2 separate regions of the Mus musculus genome follow, and region 1 is linked to region 2. A link is a loop called in an ENCODE intact Hi-C map of the cell type or tissue named here. Cell type or tissue: heart. All regions are shown on one strand. Links, peaks and the distances in the headings refer to the core of each region. The heading gives the core; the rest is flanking DNA. Region 1 overlaps Gm15270 (predicted gene 15270). Region 2 overlaps Gm15270 (predicted gene 15270).

What was found. A loop is a pair of places that touch in the nucleus more often than their neighbours do. Peaks named below come from ENCODE experiments on the same cell type or tissue, not always from the same donor. Only the 100,000 strongest peaks of a DNase experiment are listed, where the experiment ranks them.
Region 1: a loop joins it to region 2, with 2.2 times the contacts of the local background. A loop is called at or near these places in 1 of 42 quality-filtered maps.

What each region holds. Positions count from the first base shown.
Region 1 is chr10:24,488,940-24,498,150 of GRCm38, reverse strand. The region is part of intron 3 of Gm15270 (predicted gene 15270); the gene reads left to right. Among named protein-coding and RNA genes, the nearest start is that of Gm40615, 33 kb to the right of the region's middle. In heart, for the core only: no CTCF peak of the experiment used is centred there; DNase peaks (open chromatin) are centred at 4,040 and 4,590; H3K27ac peaks cover 967 bases.
Region 2 is chr10:24,405,207-24,414,417 of GRCm38, reverse strand. The region is part of intron 3 of Gm15270 (predicted gene 15270); the gene reads left to right. Among named protein-coding and RNA genes, the nearest start is that of Gm40615, 51 kb to the left of the region's middle. In heart, for the core only: a CTCF peak has its summit at 4,258 (motif pointing left); no DNase peak of the experiment used is centred there.

The sequences.
Region 1 (9,211 bases), core at 797-8,796, 83 kb before region 2:
ATTGGTGTTCTGTTCAGGAATTTTTCCCTTGTGCCCATATCCTCAAGGCTCTTCCCCACTTTCTCCTGTATAAGTTTCAGTGTCTCTGGTTTTATGTTGAGGTTCTTGATCCACTTAGACTTGAGCTTTGTACAAGGAGATAAGAATGGATCAATTCACACTCTTCTACATGCTAACCTCCAGTTGAACCAGCACCATTTGTTGAAAATTCTGTCTTTTTTCCACTGGATGCTTCTAGCTCCCTTGTCAAAGATCAAGGGACCATAGGTAAGTGAATTCATTTCTGGGTCTTCAATTCTATTCTATTGATCTACCTGTCTGTCATTATACCAGTACCATGCAGTTTTCATCACAATTGCTCTATAGTACAGCTTGAGGTCAGGGATGGTGATTCTACCAGAGGTTCTTTTATTGTTGAGAATAGTTTTTGCTATCCTAGGTTTTTTGATATTCCAGATAAATTTGCAAATTGCCCTTTCTAACTCGATGAAGAATTGAGTTGGAATTTTGATGGGGATTGCATTGAACCTGTAGATTGCATTCAGCAAGATGGCCACTTTTACTATATTAATCCTGCCAATCCATGAGCATGGGAGATCTTTTCACCTTCTGAGATCTTCAATTTCTTTCTTCAGAGACTTGCTAAAGAATTCTCAACTAAGGAATACCGAATGGCCGAGAAGCACCTAAAAATGTTTAACATCCTTAATCATCAGGGAAATGCAAATCAAAACAACCCTGAGATTTCGCCTCACACCAATCAGAATGGCTAAGATCAAAAATTCATGTGACAGCAGATGCTGGCAAGGATGTGGAGAAAGAGAAACATTCCTCCATTGCTGGTGGGATTGTTAGCAGGTACAACCACTCTGGAAATCAGTTTGTTGGTTTCTCAGAAAAGTGGACATAGTATTATCAGGAGATCCAGCAATACCTCTCCTGGGAATATACCCAGAAGATGTTCCAACTTGTAATAAGGACACATGTTCTACTATGTTCATAGCAGCCTTATTTATAATAACCAGAAAGAACCCCGATGTCCCTCAACAGAGGAATGGATACAGAAAATGTGGTACATTTACACAATGGAGTATTACTCAGCTATTAAAAACAATGAATTCTTGAAATTTTCAGACAAATAGATGCATCTGGAGGATATCATCCTAAGTGAGGTAACCCAATAACAAAAGAACACACATGATATATACTCACTGATAAGTGGATATTAGCCCAGAAGCTCAGAATACCCAAGATACAATTTGCAAAACACATGAAACTCAAGAAGAAGAAAGACCAAAGTGTGCATACTTTGATCCTTCTTAGAAGGGGGACAAAATACCCATGGAATGAGTTACAGAGACAAACTTCAGAGCAGAGACTGAAGGCATGACCATTCAATGACTGTCCCACCTGGGGATCCATCTCATAAACAACCACCACACCTAGACATTATTGTGGATGTCAACAAAGCTTGCTGACAGGAGCCTAATATAGCTGTTTCCTGAGAGTCTCTGCCAGTGCCTGACAAATACTGAGGTGGATGCTCACAGCCATCCATTGGATTGAGCACAGGGTCCCCAATGAATGAGCTAGAGAAAAGTACCTAAGGAGCTGAAGGAGTTTGCAGCCCCATAGGAGGAACAACAATATGAACTGACCAGTATCCCCAGAGCTCCCTGGGACTAGACCACCAATCAAAGAAAACACATTGTGGGACTCATGGCTCTAGCTGCATATGTAGCAGAGGATGGCCTAGTCAGTCATCAATGGAAGGAGAGGCCCTTGGTCCTGTGAAGGTTCTATGACACAGTATAGGGGAATGCCAGGGCCAGGAAGCAGGAGTGGGTGGGTTGGTGAGCAGTGGGGGAGGAGGAAAGGGGTAGAGGATTTTTGGAGGGGAAACTAGGAAAGGAGATAACATATGAAATGTAAATAACAAAAATATCTAATACAAAATATTTAAATAAAAGAGATGATGTAATTTGAGGAAATTCTCATGTTGTTGCTTAAGGATCTACAAAGTATGTAAATCCAAAGTATGAAGAATTTTTTCTCTTCTTTTTCTACTTTTTCATTATTTTGTAACACATGTGACCTCTTTCTTCTCTTTGCCCTTTCTTAGGAAATAACTTAGTTGTCAAACAAACAAAACTTTACCTAATGGTTAATGGCACACATGTGTACGTGTGTGTGTGAGTGCATGTGTGTGTGAGTGTGTGTGTCTGCCTGCGTGTCTCTGTGTGTGAATATCTGTGTGTGTCAGTGTGTGTGTTTGAGTGTGTGTGGTCTGAGAGCAGATGCAAAAGAAAAAGAATGGGCTTTCCATGTAGAGCCCAGAGACAGGAATAGGGACTATAAATGTAAATTCTAGTCACTGGGGAGCAAGAGACTTAGATGGAAGTGCCATGGGGAGGATCAGCTGTAGAAAAACAAAGGTAGCCCCATGTTTGGTGCTGGAAATTCCCTTTCTCTTTCCCAAGCTTCAGGAGATGAGTCCCCTTTAGGTTTTGGTAATCGTATCATCATGCATGCATTTAATATTCTGTACCTGTTAATTTTATCTTCTTTTTCTACTTTCTCATTATTTTGTAACAGATGTGGCCTCTTCTTTCTCTTTGCCCTTCTTCAGGAAATAACTTGGTAGTTGTCTTAGTCAGGGTTTCTATTCCTGCACAAACGTCATGACCAAGAAGCAGGTAGGGGAGGAAAGGGTTTATTCAGCTTACACTTCCATACTGCTATTCATCACCAAGGAAGTCAGGACTGGAACTCAAGCAGGTCAGAAAGCCGGAGCTGATGCAGAGGCCACGGAGGGATGTTCTTTACTGGCTTGCTTCCCCTGGCCTGCTCAGCCTGCTCTCTTATAGAACCCAAGACTACCAGCCCAGAGATGGTTCCACCCACAAGGAGCCTTTCCCCTTTGATCACTAATTGAGAAAATGCCTTACAGTTGGATCTCATGGAGGCATTTCCTCAACTGAAGCTCCTTTCTCTGTGATAACTCCAGCTGTGTCAAGTTGACACAAAACTAGCCAGTACAGTAGTCAAACAAACAAAAGATAACCTAATGGTTAATGGCTCACGTGGATTCTGTGTAGACTTCTAACAACACTCTAATGGGTGCAGGAATAAAAGCTCACTGCTCAGCATGGGCAGCGTGCTTCCTTTCTGTGGTCCTCATTCTCTTATCCAGTCTTCCTAGATGCTTTCTTTTCCTTAGGCCACAGCAAGCCATGCTGCATAGGAACCATCACTGACTGGCTTCAAAAATGGCTCTCTCTACCTCTCAATTCTGTATTCCCTTTAATATTATTTAAAGCACACTATTTAGCCCTGTCTTGGTTGTGTGTGCCTTGCATGCCCTTTAAAAAATACCTGCTTTCCCAACATGTTAAGTTTTTTATCATACTCTCGTGTATTTCTGAGTTTTATTGTATGCTTCTATAGTAGCTTAGCTATATATGTACTACACACATCTAAATCAATCGACTTATAAATGCTGAGGGAGCAGGTTTGACCCCTGATCTGTGTTAGAGCTTCCCTAGAAGTTCTGGCTCACAGAATAAGGAATAGGCTAGCAGCTCCATTGACTTGCATGCTTCGTACTCTATTTCTAAGCTCAGTACCAGAGGCGCAGCACGTGCTTGAATAATGTCAACTACTATTATTCATTCAATGACAGGATATATTATATTCTATAGCATATTATGGGCATTATTAAATTACTGTCTGCCTTTAAAAAATTATGGTGGGCTAGGAGTGAAGAAGGTTAGAGAAACGTATTATTAATAATGATGCCCTCTTCTGCATCACTGATGAACATATTTCCATTGGTTGTAAAGAGGACCCTCTACAGCAACTGTTATCTATCCTGTTGAGTGCAGAAGTGTTCCACACCATACCGAAAAGGCTCACTGCATTGATAGAAGCTTTGAGATAATTCTGCTCAAGGCCTTTGGAAAACTGCCAGAGCCTTCTGAGGTCATTGCAGGCCTCTTGTCTTCCTCTGCTATGCACCGAGGCAGGAAATGTTTTCTCCGTCTGAAGGGAGCAGCGTGAGGGGCCTGTGAGGAATGCACACAGGGCAACATGCTATCTGCTCTCTCCAGCTGTTTACCATGATCTTTTTCATTTTTCATGGGGACATCTAGTTCTTTTGGATGCTAACTCCGGTTTTACACATAAGACAAAACAAATACTTCCCGTTGGCCTTCAGAGGGCAACTTCACTGAAGGCTTAGCTTTTATGTCCTTCAGAAGAGGAAGAAACAAGATTTGAAGGAGTACTTCCACTTCTCAGACTATCCCATAATCAGCTGATAACGCTATAAAAACAAAAACAAAAGCAAAACAATTTCAAAAAATGTTATTTTTAAATCTTGAAAACAGTGAAGTCAATCAGCATAACGTTCTCATCTTGCATTGCTTTTTATTTTATGAACACGAGTGGTCTCTGCCCCTAACCAAGGTCATTTGAGAACAATAGTACCTTAGTCATTGACATTTTTGAGGTCCTGTTTTGAAGGGTTTGTTCTGAGCGGCTGTAGTCTGACCTGAGTCACTGTGCTGTGTGCCAGGGAGGCTAAAGACCTGGCCAGTTTCCAGAGGGGCTGCTATTGTAGCAAATCTCCAGGTTAAACATGCAGCTAGCACTGGGCATGCAGGGCTTTTTCTGGGATTTACTCCCTGAACAGAGACAGGTTTTAACCTTTAAACGATCAAGGGCTTAGGTTAAATTTGGGCAGAATTTGTCTGTGACCACCCTGGAGAAAGGAATGAAGATTTAAAGGGAAGGCGGCGATGTAGGCTCAGGTCAAAGTCTCCTTTCCCTAGACATTGTGTGAATCATCTAAGATGCTTGAGTCCTTTGGCGCTTAGGTTTCTTGTGTATTAAATGTAATAACTGTGTTGTTAGGAGGATGAAAAGAACTGAGATATATTATGTGGTCTGCTCTAGATGGCCTATTTCCTTTCTCACCTCCTTTGTTTGAAAATTTATCAATAAATCCTCTAGCTAAACCACAGACAGACTTCCCCCTATCTGAAAGAAATGCATGTCATTGATATTTTTGATACTTTTTTTTTTTTAAGAAATAGCAGCAAGAACTGTACTACACGCTGATCAGAAAATAGTTCTTTTCTGCTATCCTGGTGTTACAGGGAACACTCCTGTAGAGAGACAAGCAGAAAACACATTTGAGGAAGGTAGAGCCAAGAGTTTATAGTTTTGTCATCAGCCAGGCTGGGTGACAGTAGGTTTAGTTACCACAGGCTTATTGAGAGCAATTTTTCATGTTCTAAATCACATTTCTAAGCAATGGTAATTTCTTATTGCTCGGTGTCTGATCTGGTGGGGATCAGATATAGACCTTCCTGGAGGCAGAGTAATTTTTCGTAACTCTTTTTTTTTTTTTTTTTTTTTGAGACAGGGTTTCTCTGTATAGCCCTACCTGTCCTGGAACTCACTTTGTAGACCAGGCTGGCCTCGAACTCAGAAATCCGCCTGCCTCTGCCTCCCGAGTGCTGGGATTAAAGGTGTGAGCTACCATGCCCGGCTCATTTTTCGTAACTCTTGAGTGGTGCACTTTGTAAAACTATGACTGTGCTGTGTAAAACTATGGATGTTAAGATTAAGGGACAAAAACAAATGGAGGTTTGTGGGGAAAGCAAGAGCACAGTGTATGTTGGTTATTTAAACAGGCAGTTCATGGAAGATCTCAAAGTGACCACTTGAAAGCAAGATCAAATATTAGTTATAAAAAAAACCTGTTCCAATGGTAATCAATTATTTTCCTGACTGTTCATAACTATCCTGCAATCTGTTGGAAATGAATTCCCCATGAGTTCTGCATTTTACAAACAGATCTTAACATTTCCAGAACTTACTGATTTGGGATATAAGTGTTTTCTGCACCCACTTGACCGTTTCTCTAAGTGTTAAGACATCTTTGGAAGCCATTCTGTCTGCTTCCAGTTTTCCTCTCACGCCCCAAGAAGGCAGAGCTTCCACAGGTCTCCCTGTACAGGCCATGCTCCTGTTCTGAGACAGGCATGAGTCACAGCTATGACATTTATCCCCTTTCCTTTAAAGTGACTAAAGTATACAAACTCTAGGTCAGACCATTGCAGTTGTGATTGCCACACATGCATAGAACCATGTGGTTTTCTAACTGTAACTTAAAGGCTACATAGGGCAAATTAAGTCTTGGAAGTAGCCATGCTATGCTACCATGAGGGAATGGAACACAGCCTCATGATTGAGGAATACCAAGACGTTACTTTATTGAAAGAGCAATAATGCTATGGGGGATGGAATGGTTCAGAAAAAAGCAGGGACCAGGAAGAAGATACATGGAAACTGTAGAGACTACACAAGAGGTCCCCAAGGGAAGACTCTTGCTGTAGTTAGAGGATAGCAAAGAGTTGAATTCATAAAGGAGATACATAAAAACAATGGTGGAAGTCACTATCATCACCATTTCTGGTTGCAGTTTCTAACTACAACTGATCATATTAAAAAAAAAAAAAAGAAAAGAAAACCTAATCTTAATGCCGCAGTGATTTTAGTTGGAAAAGACAAGACAGAAACTCATTAACTATTGTGACAGGCGCTGTAGGCTTTCTTATAAATCCCATCAATGTGAATCTTCACACAGTGGAAGAGAAGGGTAGCCCACTCTGCAGTGCAAGCATGTATTCCTATGTGAGAGCTGTATCTGTGGCTGATATTCTTGCGCATCTTTTGTGAGCTGCTGTATTTTCTGAAGAACTCTATTCTTTATTCATTGGAAAGCAAAGGCCCTGGGAGCTTTGAGACACAACAATTACCTCAGGCTTGGTGTTGGAGAACTGAGTTCAGAGATCAAGAAAAAAACTTCTTGAAGTGTCAAATCTCTACTAGGCCTTGAGGGAAGGTTCTGGTTTATAAGAGGAATTATTTATACTTGGGAAACAGAAATGGGCAGAGGCAGCAACTTATTCCCCATTCTCAAGTTCTACCAAGGGCCCTGACAGGCCGGATGAGAAACATGGAGCCGTTTGATGAAGGTACAGCTGCTATTAAAGCTTATGTGCTCTTCCTGAATCTAGAAGGAACATTGGGCTGGACCACATTTTAATTGGAAGGTCTTCTAAAGTAGGTCCACGAGGCATGAGAGATCGTTAAAAGAATGATGTAAAAACTAATAAAAAAATGCTTAAAACATTGTCAAGTTGAAAACACTTCATTTTTGTAAACCATTGCATTCCAGATCTTCTAGTTCTGTTTTAGAAGTAATTTATTGAATGTTTTCTGTTTTATTAAGACATTACTAATATTATTTAATATATACATATATTTTATTATTTACTTATTTATCTTTATTAAATCAAAATCAAAGGGACATCAGACACGAGTCAGTATGTGTAGTTTTGAGGGTTTTTTTTTCCCTATTTCCACATTCATAATAGGGAAAGAACTGAAGGCAAATTATAGAAAGAGGAAACAACATCCACTGTTATCTTCATGAGTCAGCATTTATTACCCCTGCCTTAATTAGGGTTTCTATTGCTGTGAATTAATACCACAACCAAAACAGCAAGTTGGGGAAGAAAGGGTTTCTTTGGCTTACACTTCTCGCCTGAAGTGAAGCCTTATCCCCTATGAACTTTACTCCCACTAACACATTTCTTCTTTTCTATCACATTTATCAGAACATTTATTATGTGTAATTTGTTCTTACAGAAGATACTGGTATGGTACTTTAAACAAAAAGTCATTGTTTATCTGAAATTTCAATTTAACTGGTATTGTTGTTACATAACTTTATTTGCTAAATCTGGCAATCCAGATATAAAGCAAAACAAAATCACTTGTCAAATGACGGAATACTTTGGAGGCTGAAAAACACAAACAATGATAACTAATTGAGAACATTTGACCTTAGCAAGATTAAATGTTAAATATCAGCTGATCTGAGATGTAGGAGACAGCTGGAAAAGACTTATGTCTTGAGAGGAACTGATTCCTGTCACTGGGAACTGTAAGGACATTGGGCAGTCCTGCTGTAGGGTTAGGGGTGGAAGTATAAAACACATCTTTATGGGAACAGGGCAGCTAAAAATAATACGTTTAGTACAAGTCTTTAAAAGAAATAGATGCTGAAATAATTCACATGCACACTAGACATATTGTTGTTCCACTGATGGTGAACTTCATGGAATACTGAAAGGTTGTCCTTTAGAGAAAACGAACAACAAAGGTACATCATTCTATTTATCTAAAATACAAAAGCAAACAAGGAGAGTTCTGAAAGAAAACAGTCAATCGGGTGAGAGACTGTGTGGTGGAACTAGGAAATGCCTTTTAGAGAACAGGAGAAAGGCACGGGACTCTGACAATGTTCTTGAGTTAATTCAACCAGAAGTAACATACACAAGCTTAATTTGTGGGGACTTAAGCTGGACGCTTATAACAAACCAATTTTTCCATGTATATATTGCATTAAATAAATATTTTCCAAATGAAAAGGCATTGCTGGCCAAGAAAGAAAATGGGGAAGTCTCCAGTGTCTGAGAAGAAAGGCTAATTACAGTCAAGTGGGGGAGAAATAAGGCTGAAATCAAAGCTGCCCTGAGGATTTTGACTGATTCCAGGGATGGGGAATAGCTAAGTTCTAACTTAAATAGCTGCAAATTGTTGTGTATAATGGAGATTCTGGGCTTAATGGTATACCCTGCCCAACAAGCTATGAGGGAAGGTGGATAGATAATAGCCACTCCCACCATTTGGGAAAGAGAAGCAAAATGGAAGTCAATTTGTCTTCATTTTAACTTAGGGGACAGATACTCACCAAAGTACAGGTTTGGGTTCACACTTATAGCTGTGTGTTGGATATAAGAAAGTCCAAAATGAGGAATAAAAGTGTTTCTAGAGTTATCCCAGGATACCATTAAAGCAAATACACGTCTATGTAGAGAAACGTACTCCTAGTTCAGGGCTCATCATCATAAGCTGAGTTCTGAAGGTGAGCTCAAAATACAAAAGTTACACACACACACACACACACACACACACACACACACACACAAAGGATCTCACACTTTTCCACTTGGGTAAACTTGAACAGAAAATAGTAAAAGAAATCTACCCTTGGCAGGTAAATTCTAATTCTGTTGAATAAATCTTTAGCTGATGTGGATGGTAACTTCTCTGTGTCGTTTTAACGTGTGTG
Region 2 (9,211 bases), core at 470-8,469:
AACATCAGATACATGCTAGGTATGTATGCTCTCACAAGCCTTCCTCCAATAATGCTGAAAGTCCTTGTTAGTATAATATGAAGAGAAATGGAAAGAAAAGACATTTAGATCCTAAGACACAATACAACTATATTTGTACATGACAGGATTACCAATATGTAATATCACAGTGAATCTATAAAAACCTACTAGGTTAAGGCAGGTGCCATGGCACATGCTTGTAATTGTGGCATCCAAGCGTCTCAGGAAGGGAGAGTATGAGTCCCAGCCTATCCTGGACTACAGACATAAAGAGTTTAAAGCTAGTCTGGATTCTGTAATGAAACCCTTAAGAAATGTAGTACACCAAGCAGTAGTGGCGCATGCCTTTAATCCCAGCACTTGGGAGGCAGAGGCAGGCAGATTTCTGAGTTCGAGCCAGCCTGGTCTCCAGAGTGAGTTCCAGAACAGCTAGGGCTATACAAAGAAAACTTGTCTCGAAAACTAACAAACAAACAAAAAAAATTGCTGAGCTGTAGTCAAATGATACTGAATGTTCAGTTGAAAATATTTTATAAGATCTAGACATATTAAGAGATAAGTGACATTTCCTTTCAGTAGCAAAAGATGTTGTACACACAGTAAACACTAACACTAATTAGAAATGATTATTTGGAAGGAAAGTTTGACATGAAACATAAAAATATAAAAGCTCTTATCCTGGGAAGCTGACCCAGTTAATAAACAGCTAACATGCTGTCAACATGCAACTTGAGAGCAGAGCCCCAAAATTCATATAAAGAACTAGGCATGATGACATACATATACCTATAACCCAGCATTGATTGGGAATTAACAGGCATGTGAAGTCTGTGGGCTATTCAGTGTAGACAAATCCATGAGGACCAGTGAGAGACTCTGCCCCTCAAAATAAAGTCATAGAGCCAACAGTTGAGGAAGACACATGACAATCATCTGAAGCCTCCAAAACATATACACCCACATGCACATGTCTGTACTAAGAACATACACCACAGGCACATGATACAAAACACATATAACATTCATCAATATCTGTGACTTCCATATCCTTTGACACAGTTGTGCCCATTATAGTAATTGAGGCAGCAGAGATTGTGCACAAAGATAATCAAGTGTATTCATAGCATTCATAATAATGCATAATTAGAAATAATGATGGAATTCTAGTAGCCTTAAGTCACTTAAGAAATAATTCATGTTCAAATAAACAAACCTGATGGATATTCACAATCTCTCATTGAATAAGGAAAACAGTTTATAGAGTGTTACATATAGTGTTGTCTACTATGTCCCAATTTCAGCATCATATCAGGAAATACAACAGGTGCTTTAGAGACTGCGATGTAAGTTAGAAGATACAGCTCAGTGTGGATTCCTGAGTTTTGACATGAAGAGGGTTTGCCTTTCCTGCTTATTACACACACCCCTCCACTATACCACAGTGAAGTTTCAACAACCATATCCACATTTGTAATTTTCTAATAAAAGTTAAAAGGCATTGGGGTAGATAAATTGCATTTATCATAAAGAACACAGAAACGTGTTTTGTCAAAGATTGAGCTTGTTAAAATCTTTTAAAGTAATTTTCCTTTTTCTAATAACTGTTAGACCCATAGTGATGAGGACAATTGTACAGGTAAACGTAATGACTACTAGTCAAAATGTCTAATACCTCAAGTTGCTCTCATAGCATGTACAAATATACCTTGACAGAAATCTTTTCTTCCTTAGTTAATCAGATGTCAAAACCAGAAAAGTTCACTCCAGAGTCTGGCTTTAGGAAAACCCAGCCATGATTCTCCTTTCTTGTATACCTAACCATACCAGAGCACACTAGGGGTTCCAAGTGTGGTCAGTGAAAGTGGTGTGGATGTGCTTGGGTTTCTCTTTGTCAGTGTGGCCAGAGAGCTTGGGTGGTTCACTTAGAAGGACGCTCTAGTGGAAATCCTCTATCCTATAGTTTACATGTAGCAACTAGAAATTTATTAAACTTCATGAAACCAGTTGGAACAAGAAACTGAAGGCAGAATGCCTAGAACGTTGCTTTGTGACTACAGAGAGGTTGTTATGGCTTTGAAGACCCGGGTGTAATGATTTCTCAATTGTTCACTGTAGTAATAAAAGGTCTCTTGAGCTGTTCACGGATAAGACTATTGCTAAATCTCTCAATCTTAAAGCCAGGATTCAGTAGCAGTCAAATTACAAAATTAGGTTTATGTTGTGGATATCCCTGGGGCTAATTATATTTGATGTTAATTCCATTCTCCTGTGAGGGGCTGTGAACAAGGAATGAGTCAGCACTCAGGTGATTTCCTGTAAACCTGCTTCCCACCTTAGTTTATAAATAAAGGCTAGAGCTGGAGAGCTGGTGATTGGGTGGATAAAGAGGGGGAGGGAGGGAGAGAGAGAGAGAGAGAGAGAGAGAGAGAGAGAGAGAGAGAGAGAGAGAGAGAGAGAGAGAGAGAGATGATGGAGGAGGAGGAAGAAGGAAAGTGGAGCAGAAGCACCTGGCCTGGAGAAACTGCAAGTTATAAGGGGTCTCTTATATGGGGAAGATGGTAGTGTAGCAGTAGATCTGCCCAATATAGGCGCACAGCATGTATTCATATTAACTGAGTTGTGTTTTTATTGCCTGGGCTTATTTGGGTTGGAGATTTACCACAACAGGTTTACATTCAAAGGATGGCAGAAATAGAAGAGATTTGTTACATAATGAAGCTAGAGCCATGAGTCCCACTATGTGTTTTCTTTGATTGGTAGTTTAGTCCCAGGGAGCTCTGGAGGTACTGTTTAGTTCATATTGTTGTTCCTCCTATGGGGCTGCAGACCCCTTCAGCTCCTTGGGTACTTTCTCTAGCTCCTTCATTGGGGACCCCATGATCCGATGACCTAGTCGGTTATCAATGGGAGGAGAGGCCCTTGGTCCTGTGAAGGTTCTATGCCCCAGTATAGGGGAATGCCAGGGCCAGGAAGCGGGAGTGGGTAGGTTGGTGAGCAGGGGGACTGGGAGGGGATAGGGGGTTTTCAGAGGGGAAACCAGGAAAGGGGATATTATATTTGAAATATAAATAAAGAAAAGATCTAATAAAAAAATGAAAGAAAAAAGAAAAAGAAGAAGAGATTTGTTTTCCAGCTCTCATTTTAGGATGGTAAAAATAAGAATGAAAAGTTGAAAAAATATATTTGAATCCAGTAAATTAGATTCAAGCTGTATGTGATGCACAGGGCTCAGCCCAATCATTCCAGGCCTTAAGCGAGCAGCACATCCTGGTGCCCCACACTGCCATCTCAGCCATCACGACTTACTACACAGAATCTCCTCAACAACATGTGGGTAGTGCTATCTATGCTTCTGCTACATCTGCTGCATGGAGAGAGAAAAGGAGGAAGCGTGGACTGCAAGCTGTAGCTCAAGATGAAGATGGACAGAACTCACTATGAACTCTCTATGAGAGGTGGGGGGGGTCTCTCTTGTGGCAGCACAACGAATTTCTTTTTGTTTAGAAAAAAATGATCTGCGTCACAAATCCATGAAGTGACCAAGAGTTAGGCAAGAGGTAGATGGAAAGATTAAGGGCCAGAAGTTCTGAGGTCATGGAATGAGGATGGAAAAAAATGGGATGAAGATGTCTGTGTTTCATGTTAATGTCTAAGGAAGAACACCAACTCTGGGACAGTCACTAAACAAGAAGTCTTTTAGAGTAGACAAGTTGAGCAGTCAGTGTCAGCCATCCTCTGACATCAGAGACTCCAGTGTTTGAATGGGCACATGAACAGAGTAACCATGTGTGAGGATGGAGGGTTTGCAGGGGCCCAACCACACAAACTTCCATTTACTGAGGCTGGTACAATTTCTATTACTGTCACACACCCAGGATGGCAACAGAATCTGACACTGAACTCCAAATACAGCATCATTCCTTCAAGACACCAACCAGCCACCTGGTAGCAAACTGAGAGCATTGGTCTTCCTCCGTCCTGTAAGAGGCAGCGATTGACTTTTAATTAAATTTGAACCGGCAAATATCCCAGACATGGATTTACTTTTCCTGACTTAAGAGCCTCAGATTATACAATTGTCCATGGAATTAAAAATAGCCCATGCCACCAGCACAGGAGTCAAAGAATTGGATCAGAATAAGGCAAAGTGTTAGGGGGCATTCCAGAACCCTAGATACCTACCCTCCTGACATGGTCCATGTCCTTACACCATGGGAGAATGCTACTGACATCTAGTGGCTAGATGCCAGGGTTGTGAGTAAGCATCTTCCAACACTGAACCATTCCTAATAAGAATGGCCCCAAGCGTCAGTATCTCACTGTTCTAAAACTGTAAACTATAAGGAACTTCTCTGCTGTCTACAAGTTCACAGTAATTTTTACCCACACAAACAATTCCCAAGGGTTTCCTATTCTCCAAAACCTTGTCAACATTTGTCTCCCGACTTCTGGATAATGTCTGTCATAACAGGTGTCAGATAAGATGCCATTATGGTTTCAATTTGCAAATCCCCAATGATTAATGGTCATGAACAGCTTCTCATCCCTCTGTTGGCCATTTGTACATATCTCTTCAAAAAATGTTCATTTTGGTCCTTTACTTACTGAAAACATATTTGTTTTGAGTTGTTTGTATATTAGTTATAAAATTCATAAACATTTTCTTTTATGTGATAGGTTGGTTCTTCATCCAGTTGACTATATCCTCACTTTATAGGGACAGTGTCACTGGCCCGATGGCATCCTACAATAAACTCAAATAGTCACCAGCTAATGGAGGCACAGGGGGAATATAAGCTTGATAATGCTGCTGGCTGTGCTACTTTCCCTGTGGCTGTCACTAAATGCCTGACAAGAAGCAAGTTTAGGGAGGATTTATTTTGGCTCAGTTTTATGATGGGGAAGGTATGGTACCCGAGTTTCTGTCCATGGTGGGGATACATGCCAGTGGACAAAACAGTAAGAACTTAGGTTGGTTTAAAGCTACCGTTCCACGATCTTCTCATCTTCTTCATGTCTGTTAAGAGGTCTACCTTCTTTCTCATGGCTGGTAATAACTCATATGCCTCTTCTTCTTGGTTCACGTGTGTTCTCTCCAGCTTTAGTTTCCAGCAGCTTAATATAATGTGCCTGGTGTTCCCCTCTGTACTTTCTTTATATTTGGTTCTAGCCTTTTAATGGTGAGCAGACAAAGCTCTGACATGTTCAAGTTGTATTTCTTTGAGTAATTTTTTCTACTTACACCCTCTTCTTTTTCTAATACCTCTGTTGCACACAAATGCTGGCTCATTTACTATGTATTATTCAATGATTCACTGTCACAGAATTTTAATCTTCTATTTTTAGTAGTGATATCAAAGTACAAAATAGTGGATTTCCTTATGGTATTTTTATACATTTTATATGTTGTTTTTATCTGCTTTGTAAGTTTGATGACAAATTTACACACCAATGAATTAATAATAAGCAAATGCAATAATAACAAAAGTGAATTATTTTCTGGAAGAATTCATATGAAAGGCTTTCATGGAAACAGGAATATTTAAATTAGGCCTGAACTTTGGAAAGAATAATCAAAAATTCTAGGCAGGGGCTTTTGCCTAGGTACAGTGGGAGGCAGTGGTAAGCACCGTAAAATGAAAACTCGTGTATACACTGTGGATTCCCTGGAAGAGCAGAGTCATGTGGAGAAGTGTGAGGTTGGTTCTCTAGACATCACAGACTTTTGAAGAGAGAAGAAACATTGTACGGTTTTTGAAAGACAGCTCTAGTTACCATTAGGATTTGGAGAATTGTAGGTTTGGGGTGCTGCTCTTGCTGACATGATCGGAAGGTAAGAGTTTTACTGGTGAAGTGTGAATCCGTGAGCACCAGGAAGAGGGGATGAAAGTTAGCAGGTCCGAAAGCCACTGTGCTGCATTGCTTAAAATGCTTACACCAGTGCTGTGCACTAGAAACTCTAGCATCCTAGTATTTTGGATACCATATCAATGTGGTCTTTAACTAGAACACTCTACTAACTAAACACCCTAAGCATATACTATTTTATATACTATTTATATACTATTTTATATTCCTGAGCACTGGCTCAATATGAGGATGTTTGTCACCAAACCCGAAAGAGAAAAGTTGGTGGTATAAACTTCTTGGAATGGGCTTTTCTTCATTCTTCCTTTTTCTTTCTGCTGCACAATAGGCAATTGTGATTCAGGTGTACTTGTTTATTCTGGCAGAAAATTCCATAGAAACAAAAGTGCCATTATAAAGTGCTAGACAAAAAAACAACCCCACCCTGCTCTGCCACGTCTTGCACCGCTATAAGGGGTCACACACAGGGACTGCCCATCAGTCCTCCTTTGTCTCCTTTCAGAAAGGAATCTTGCAGATTGTAATACTTCTCCATGTTCTAAAACACCATTTGTCCAGGCAAGAAGTGCTGAGTTTCAGGGAAGGGGTGGTGGATCATAGGCGTCCCTCATGAGGCCACTCAGACAATCCTTTCCTGGAGCTCTCCTTAGTGTGTCTTTCCCCATTTGCTTCTGGTTTCCTTACCTGCCTCCCAGCTTTTGTTATACAACATGGTGAGAGGGTGAGTTATCTTCCTGATTCTCAAAATAACTAGGTATTTGGGCAAACTTTATAAGTTTGGATTTTACTCTTAGCCAGGAAATGCAAACAAAGCATGGAGACGGGTTGTTCCTTGACCCTAAATTCATTCCATGTTGCTATAGCATCACCACTGAGAGAATGGGCGGCCGGCTTTCCTCCCTATGGACACACTCAATGGGCTTTTGTCAGCTCTTGAATTATAGCATTAAATTTTAAACACTAGAGATTTAATGGGGGATTATTATCATACCCTAGTACATTCCTTCTGTTGCCATTAGCAACCACAGCAAGGATGAGAAACAGTTTTAAAAGGTGCTGTTTTAAAAAATATATGAAGAGATAGGAAAGAACAAAGAAAGAAAGAGAGAGTGAAAAGAAAGAAAGAAAAGAAGAAAGAAAATTAATTTAAAGAAAGGAAAGAAGACAGAAATAAGCAAATTGATAGGAAATAACACCGGGCCAGCCCCCCAATTCATTATGTAATTGAACAGTCCTACAAAAGTAAAGATTTTCATAGGACCCCAAATGATTTACTTCAATCTGCTGCTCCTGAATACATTCTTCACCATCTGGAAGATGTACAATGATAGCAGCACCGAGTTCCCATCTCAGACCCTTCAAAGTGCTATTTCAGTAAGAGTCCACCAATACCTTCAGTGAGCTCTGTCTGTCTGTTTGGTGTGGTAATGATTGAAGGCTGTGCAGGAAGGGATCTGAGAGAATCAGTTCCCGAGTCTCCATAAATGGAAGGGAGATCTTCTTGTTAGGACATTTATTGGTTATAGCATTGCATTTCAGAAGACATGAATAATAAATAATAAAAGCTAGACACTTCCTTTTTTTGTTTGTTTGATTGTATAATCTGATAATTTTGCAACTACATTTATTTTTTCAACCAGAGCTTTAATAGGTTTATCATTCTTAATCTCCATTGCTGTTCTAAAGCCAGCCCTGGTTTTGCCTGCAGGACCCCATTTTCCTGTTTATTATCAGAGGTCACTGTTGCCATAGACACGCCCACGGAACAATCTGATGGAGACAGTATCTCAGTTGAGGTTTCTTCTTCCCAGGTTTGGCAAGTTGACAAGTAGGATTATCTATCCTGCAAGCTAACAATCTAGTCTACCATTTTGTCGATGCAAAGCATGACGAGCGCCTACTAAGTGAAAGCTGAAAGACTACTGTAGCCCAATGAAGGCCACAGACACCAGCCTCCTTCTGAGACTTTTCTTTGTCCCCCAAACCTTGAGGAAATGACAAAGATGGGTCCAGATGGAGCAAGTATACAAGGTGGTTTTCCTTCTAGATCTCTATGCCTGCAAAATATAAATTTTAAATAGAAAATAACACTATCTCTTCTTTTATTCCCTTCCCCTGGAGGGAGACATTGACTTTATGTGAATAGGCAGCAAACATGGCAGACTTTTTGTTCTAGTGGGAAACACCATCTCTCACTCATTTTCTTAAAAAACAGAGATCCTCAATGAGGTGGTCCAGATAAGACAGTCAATGTTTTTTCTCCCAAGATAGGCCAAAATGTGAGTGAGCTTTGGTGAACTGTTCCTTAGCACAGACATATACTATACACAAATACACTTAAATATATTGGGCCATAATCTGTCCCTTCCTTAGAGGTGAGAGTTTTATTAAAGACCAGCGATCCTTGAATTTTTATACATTTTAAATATTAACCCTCTGTCAGATGTAGTGTTAATGAAGATCCTTTCCCAATTTTTCTGTTTGTCCTATTGACATTCTCCTTTGCCTTACAGAGTTTTTTTTTTTTTTTTTTGCTTTCATGAGGTCCCATTTATCAGTTGTTGATCTTAGAGCCTGAGCTGTGAGTGTTCTGTTCAGGAAGTTGTGTCCTGTACCAGTGAGTCCAGGGTTATTCCACGGTTTGTGTTCTATTAGATTTAGTGTGTGTGGTTTTATGTTGAGCTCTTTGATCCACTTGGACTTGAGTTTTGTGCAGAGTGGTGAATATGGGTCTACTCCCATTCTTCTACACGCAGACATCCAATTATTAGACCATCACCATTTATTGAAGCTGCTTTCTTTTTTCCACTAGATCCCTCAGAGTGGAGTAGTACACAAGGTGTGGAATCCACTTCTCTGAGGATAAGGGAGGGGGCAATGGGTGTAGGGATTTGTAAGAATGGGACTAGGAGGAAAGAAAGGAGGGGGATGTAATCCGGATGTGAATTAGTAACAAAACAAAACACAACACAGTGATTCCTGGTGCACTGATTTCTCTGTGACACTTCCTCTGGATAATTTCCTTTCTCTAGAACTAAATGTGAATTTGCTTAATTTAAGCATTTTTCCGAGTTTGTTCTAATAGTAAACATCAAAAATGAGTATACCAAACAGGTTTACCAGGACTGCCTTACCTCCTGCTGTGAAAGGACATCTATCCTGGGCCTCTCACACCTGCTTCCTTTTCCTTTTGTGCTTTCAGTTTGGTTAATTCGGTTTGAAACAGGTTTCTCCCTTTGTAGCCAGAACTACAGCAGAACTCCCTATCCAGACCAGACTGGCCTCAAACTTCAAGTCATCCTCCTGCATCTGCCTCGAAGTG